Regions from separate parts of the Mus musculus genome. Here region 1 is linked to region 2. Evidence: chromatin contacts called from ENCODE Hi-C or POLR2A ChIA-PET data. All regions are on one chromosome and are shown on one strand. Each heading gives the region's core, a stretch centred on a gene start or an enhancer-like site at or near the end of the contact. The rest is flanking DNA. Distances are from core to core; before and after follow the strand shown. Region 1 holds the start of Rel (reticuloendotheliosis oncogene). Region 2 holds the start of 0610010F05Rik (RIKEN cDNA 0610010F05 gene).

Region 1 (3,262 bases), core at 377-2,876, 140 kb after region 2:
TATGTCCTTAGGCAAATTGCAATTGTATTACATTTTAAAATCATATCTGTCTTACAGTTCTTTAATAAATGACTTTTCTGTTGAAAAAAATTCAAGTATTGCATTCATACACTATATAATAAGATTCTATTAGGTAGACAAGGACAGAACTGTTTTAACAAAGCTTGCCACTCTTTACAAATGTCATACAAAAATCTCTTTCTGATTACCAATGAATTAAATACTTAAAGCCTTTTTGTGCTTCTAATCAGAACATGAGTTAAATTTACAAATTTACTAGAGCATCTGAAAGCCTGGCTTCATTTAAATGGGTAAAGAGAAAGTTGAAATATTTTAAACTACACTTGTTTTCTCATGAAAACCACAGACAAACTGAAATCAAGTGTCATGTGAAACACCCCAGTTTCCTTTACAGCAGGAGTTATGATATTGTTCTGCTCAACTCTTAAAGAGTTCACTAAGCTTTCTACTTCCTCTTCTCTGCCAGACGTCGGCTGCCTTCTACTGAGGGTCACTGGGAAGATAAGGGTCAGCGTCCTGCTACAGACAGAAGGTGTCATTTTTAGCTCCCACCACCATCTCAGCTGCTTCAAGTGCTTGCTTTACATATAGTACGACTGTCATACTAAACTCCCCTGTCCTGTAAACTGTTTCTTATAAATGTCCCCCTCAAAGCAGATGATCCAAAACTTACTAGTGGCAGATAAAACACTGACATTAAACGATGACATTTTCAACCCTACCAGTTACTTTAAAGTATAATCAAATCTCGTCCTCTTGCTGCTAACAAAACGCGCGTGCAGGTTTGGGGTTGGGGGTTGAAGGGATCGAGGTCTCTACACGGTAAATTAGACAAGCAACATCTTTAGCTCGTGGGGGCGGGGGTAGTGTTTTCGCTTGGAACGAATTAAAACGCCACTGAGGACTTTCACAGCCACGCCACATTCTGTACCAGTGTCAGCCGCTAGCACGATTGGACTTAAAAAAAGAAAGCTCGTCTGAGGTCCGGAGGTTCCTCTTTTTTGTTCAAAAATGTAAAACTGGGTCTCCATACCACTGAGTCTTTAAACGCGAGGCTTCTCTGCTCTCCTTTACTGAGATTACCCCCTGTGATCCTAAAAGCACACCGTTGGGAATTTCGAAGGTTCTGGCTATTAGGAGAAGATCAGATTACAGTGCGCCGCTTTGATTTCACACGCAAACCCCGGAGCGGGCAACTTTTCAAACGGCTGACAATTTGCCAGATGAGAAGACTTGAAAGGCAGACCGTCCTAACCCCAAACGGAGCCCCCGACAGCTCCTCCCCGTGACCCGCGAGTGCTCGCCCCGGTACTCACTCGAGGCCATGGCTCGGCTCCGCGCGCCGCTCGCTGCAGCTTCCAGCGTCCGGCCCGAGGCTGCAAGGCAGCCAGTCAGTCAGTCAGTGAGTCAGTCAGCCAGGCAGTCGGTCAGGCAGGCAGTCAGCCAGCTAGCCCGTCAGTCAGCCAACCAGTGAGGAGGCTGAGCAGCCTCCGCAGCCGGGACGCCTGTCCTCGGACCACCCCCGGGCCTCCTCTTCTTTCCCGGCTCCTCTGGGTTTGCGGCTCACACCTTCCCACCCCCGAATCTTCGCGCTCCGGTCACTAGTGTCCTGGCGTCGCCTTGCCAGGATGCCGCGGCAGGGGCAGGGGGCGGGGCGGACCGCCCGGCGGAACGTGGGGGGAGGGGGGGGGATTTCCCGCTGCTTACGTCACTCGCGCCACCGCCTACCCGGGGCGGGGGGCGGAGCCTCGCGGCGGGCGCGCGACCCCGCGCGGGCCAGTGCGCTTACTTCCTCCAGAGCCACCACAGCCTGCACGCTCGCGCCGGGAGCTCCGTGAGGGCGCGCAGCGACGACTCCGCGCGTGAGAAGCCGTCGGTCCCTGAGAAATCCCCCTCCTCCAGAGTCCTTGAGAGCGCCGCTTAAAGCCGAGGGGCGTGTTCGTGACGTCATGCTGGCCGAGCGGCCGGAGGCGGGCCGGGCGGTGCACCGGGCGCGCTCCTTGGCCGCCCGAGGCCCGCCCGGGGTTTTCGACCGGTGGTTCCCCCTCTTCCCGATTTCGCACATGCAAATCTCCGCCCCCGCGCCAGAGAGTTGTCCGGGTGCTCTGGAGGGGAAGTGCGGAAGCGCCAGCGCCCGCGTTCGGCAGTAAGGCGCAGATTTGCATACGGGGACCCCCGCAGCCTTATTTTCCCTCTATATCTACATTACGTCTTTTACCTACCAAAGTTTTTCAGCTGCACTGCGAGGCCGCTAACCCCATTCTGTATAAATGTACACGACGTCCAGAGATTGGCCGAGATACCCACGGCCTGAGGCCTGGACCGAACTTTGGTGCTTTGACAGGTCAGGCGGAATCTTGTTTGCCTTCAGTTGCTAATACGCACCTGTTCTCTTAGTCTATGATGTATTAGCATGTCATTGTATACACGAGTATTAGGGTTGATTGGGGTTTGGAGAAGCTGAGTAGCTTGTCCATACTTTAGAGTTCTAGAAAGGAATTGCACGATTTAAGCTTAAGATTATCCAGCCCCGTTTAGCGCACTGCACTCCCAGCACGCGGGAGGCTGAGGTAGGTGGACTGTCTCAACAACAGAAATAACTCAGGGTTATCTGGCTCCACCTCTTACGTTCTCCAGTCATTTACTGACTAAAACAAGTAATGGAGGGGAAATAGAGAATATCATCTTGCATGGCCAACAAGATAGCTTAGAGAATAATTGCGCTTGCTACCAAGCCTGACAAATTGAGTTTGATCCATGGAAGGACAGAATCAACTTCCAAAAGTTGTCCTCTTACCTCTACATGCGCTTCAAAGAACGCCAAAGTGTGTGTGTGTGTGTGGGGGGGGGGGGGTTGGATAATTAAAATATATACTATCCTGTCATAAAAAATTCATCCTGTTATACAACTCCCCCAAAGTGAAGGAAATAATTAAAATCTGCTAGTTCCAAATTGTCTTCTCAAAGAGTATAAATAGCAGTTGTGTTTTTAGTTAAACACAATCATAAACAAGTCACAAAGATATAAAATAAAATAAAACAATTAGCAGGGTGAACTATGTTCAGCGCTCCAGAGGTCAAGACCACAGAATCATAACTTTGAAGATAGGATGAGCCACAAAACACTGAACACACCAATACACACACACACATGAATGCAGGCATACTTCAGCTTTTAACTCAACCATATCTGAATGACATAGTTTCTACTTACTGTCTTTATTCAAAGAAAAAGTAAATA
Region 2 (3,470 bases), core at 177-2,676:
AATGGAGATGTGCGAGGCCCTGGGTTGGACAACCAGCACTGGAAAGGAGAAAAGGCGACTAAACAGTTTAAAGTAGAACTCAAGACAAAGACCCCTTGTGTGCTGCTTTTTCACTTTTAACTTTCAGATATTTAATTAAAATTTATTTTCTGTTTTTGGTGGTGGTGGTGGCAGTGTACTCCACAAATGAGCTAAGTTCCCAGCACTTAATTAAAATAACAAGAAAGATGTCTCCATCAAATTCTTAAAAACTTGTATATTTCAAATATAATACTCATTTATTCGTGGTAATGGATGATTTAAGTAACTTGGGTGTGAATTTTTTTTCTGTTGACACAATTGAATCTTTCCAATCAAGGGAAAAAAACTACTGTGTATTCTAGTTAAACTAATCTCTGAGAATGTTTCCTTTAGGGTATGAATAACATACAGTCTTAGAACAGCTGGCACATGCATCTCATTCTGGAGAAAGGTATAAACGTATAAAAAACTATGACCAAAAGAAAATATCTAAAACTCAAAATTATCCTCTCATGCATGACACCATACTTTAAAAGTGTTTAAGGTATAATATATTTAGTAAATAAATAACATTATTTACTAAAATATAAAAATTCTATTGTTTTAACATTTTACACCTTTAAAGAACATAACCTATTCCTTATTTTGGCTTATTCATATGGACAAGCATCTGCTTTTCATTTTTCAATGAAAAGGGGGCTCTTGATCTTTCCCTAGGCAGAGGAGGGAGTGGAGGTGGGGGGTGGTCACAGGGACAGGTGGAAGGCCTCTGGCACAGCAGAGGGAGGCTGTTAGTCCTGATCTACAACAGACTTCCTGACTCTCATCCACACGTGTGACCCAGCCGGTTGGCTCTGATTCTGAAAGACCGGACATCACTGCCCACCCGGGTAAGTAGCCTTTCCAAGCCCGGGTCCGAGGCTCCCTGCGCGGCGCGTCCTCGGGACCGGGATTCCGCGGCGTGGACACCGACTCGAGGCGCGGGCTGGAGAGGAGCAGACAAAGGCATCGGAAAGCAGCCTGGCGGGGACTGTGAGGGCCGGAGTCCGGCGACCGAAGCTGGGCTCCGTCGCCAAGAGCGTAGGCGAGGGCGGCGGCGGGACGGGGCCGCAGGCAGCGCCCGGGCGTCCGCGGGCTTCCGGGCAGCGGGGCCCCGCACCGCCCGCCCGCCCGCCAGTCCGCCCGCCCGGATGGGCAGCGGCGCTCCCGGCCCTCGCCCCACTCCAGCTTCCGAGTGGGTGCCCCAGCCTCTCAGCGTCTCTCTCACCTCCACAGGGCCGCGGCGGCCCTCACCGCGCCGGTGTCACCTGCAGCGGCCAGCACCGCCCGCGCTCGCGCCCAGAACGGCGCGACCCGGCGCACACGCCAGGCTGAGGCGGCCTCACGAGCCGCGGCCGCACCCGCCTGCGCCCGCTAGCCAGCCGCCCAGCAAGAGCGCCGAGGGGCGGGGCCTGATCGACGCGCCCGGGCCAATCGCAAGCTAGCGCCGCAGCAGAGCATCCAATGAGCGACGAGATCCTGCGGGTGGGCGGGTGCGGGCGGTGCCAGAGTGCAGCCCACCGCTGCACAGAGCCTGCTCTTCACCCTGCCCTCTCTGGCTCGTCCTCTCTGGCCTGTCGCAGTGCAGCGTCCCCACTCTCTTAGCGTCATGTCTCTTAGCGACTAGGTCCTCAGCGCTTGATCTTGAACGTGGGAGATAAAGGGAGCTCGAATGAAAAGAATAAATCTTTCCCTGTCACTCATTTTGCTATAAGCTGCTTAGGTTCAACAGAAAAAATATATGATTGGATAGGGCGTTGGCTGGGACTTAGAAACATACTGTAAACTGAAAAGCTGGCGACTTCTCAGATATAGTGTGGCAAATGTTCCAGTGTTAAACTTGGAAGGCTGATTGATGTTCAGTCTTAGAGCACTGATGGAAATGTATTAGTGGCCAGATGTGAGTTTTCGTTGGCAATCACTCCATGGTTCTGGCAAGATTAAACTAAAACAGTGTCCACTAATAAACCTGTTTGCAAGCAGAGAGAGACAGAGACAGAGAGAGAGAGAGAGAGAGAGAGAGAGACAGAGAGAGAGAGAGACAGAGACAGAGACAGAGACAGTGAGAACGAGCAATGTATTCAGTGTAAGCTGTATATCAAAAAGAATATAAGTAACTCTCAATGTTATGGTTTCGATCAAATCTTCATTTCTTTTTTGTTTCCCAGAGGAAGTTGAACGTTTGTTTGTTTTTTGTTGTTGTTTATTGTTTTCTCTTCAATCGCCTTATCTGCCAAGGCTTTCCTCCTACCACTCAAATAGATCTCCCTTCCCACTGGGGGGAGGTGGTCTCAATGTGCAGGTAGAGTCCAAATTATGCCCAAGGAATGAGGCTTCCACATTTGATAATGGGCCTCAGACCTCAGCGAAGCTCCGAGTAGCACGGTGAGAGAAGCACTTGGATCATTTCGCAGGCTCAGGCTTCCTGCTGGGAGCGAATGGTCCCTGTCTTGCTCTCAGGAGAACATGTGTTCACATTCAGCTTGAACTTCAGTGGCTGCACATAGAGCTTTCGACCTCCAAGTCAGATAAGTGTGGCAGCAGATAAGCCACGGTTTCTGCTTTATGAATGCTTCGTGATGCCCAGGTTTTTGTAACCAGACTTGTGAAGGGCTCATTTGTCAAATTAATGCATGCAGTAAAGGAAGCCTATCATCCATGGAACATTTATATATGCCAGGTATGCATCTGTTATCTACTTTAATCAACATGGCACACTACGAAGGTTATACAATTACTTTTTCTTTTCTTTTCTTTTTTTTTTTTTTGGTTTTTCGAGACAGGGTTTCTCTTTATAGCCCTGGCTGTCCTGGAACTCACTCTGTAGACCAGGCTGGCCTCGAACTCAGAAATCCACCTGCCTCTGCCTCCCGAGTGGTGAGATTAAAGGTGTGCGCCACCATGCCCGGCTACTCTTTTTTTTAAACAATAAAATAAAATACAAGATAAAACAAAAATTAACACACCAGAATTGGACAAACAGAAGAAAAAGAGACAAGAGAAAGCACAAGAGACAGAGACCAGCTTGCTCACACAGCAATCCCATAAAAACACTAAACTGAAAGCCATAATATATGTGCAGAGGGCCTGTTGCAGCCCTGTGCATGCTGCTTCAGTCTCTCAAGTTCTTGTGTGCTTGGCCATGTTGGTTTAGAGGGCCTTGTTTTCTTGGTGTCCTCCGTACCCTCTGCTGCTTACACTCTTTTCTCTTCCATGGGTGCCCTGTCCTCTGAGGGGAGGAATTTGATGGAGACATACATACCATTTAGGGCTGAGTGTTCAGAGGTCTCTCTCTCTCTCTCTCTCTCTCTCTCCCTCTCTCTCTCTCTCTCTCTCTCTCTCTCCCTCCCTCCCTCCCTCCCTCCCAGGGGAGGAATTTGATGGAGACATACATACCATTTAGGGCTGAG

What was found. A loop is a pair of places that touch in the nucleus more often than their neighbours do. ChIA-PET counts read pairs that join two places held with the same protein, here RNA polymerase II (POLR2A).
Region 1: a loop to region 2 is called in a map of heart, with 2.8 times the contacts of the local background. The contact joins the promoter of Rel here to the promoter of 0610010F05Rik in region 2. A Hi-C loop is called at or near these places in 1 of 37 maps with a recorded cell type or tissue (heart). POLR2A ChIA-PET finds 5 or more read pairs at or near these places in 1 of 5 experiments (Patski).

The regions. Positions count from the first base shown.
Region 1 is chr11:23,769,343-23,772,604 of GRCm38, forward strand. It overlaps Rel (reticuloendotheliosis oncogene), which reads right to left and starts at 1,627. Exons shown (of 10, transcript NM_009044.3): 1 at 1,338-1,627. The coding sequence starts at 1,347.
Region 2 is chr11:23,632,205-23,635,674 of GRCm38, forward strand. 0610010F05Rik (RIKEN cDNA 0610010F05 gene) reads right to left here and starts at 1,427. Exons shown (of 22, transcript NM_027860.3): 1 at 1,289-1,427.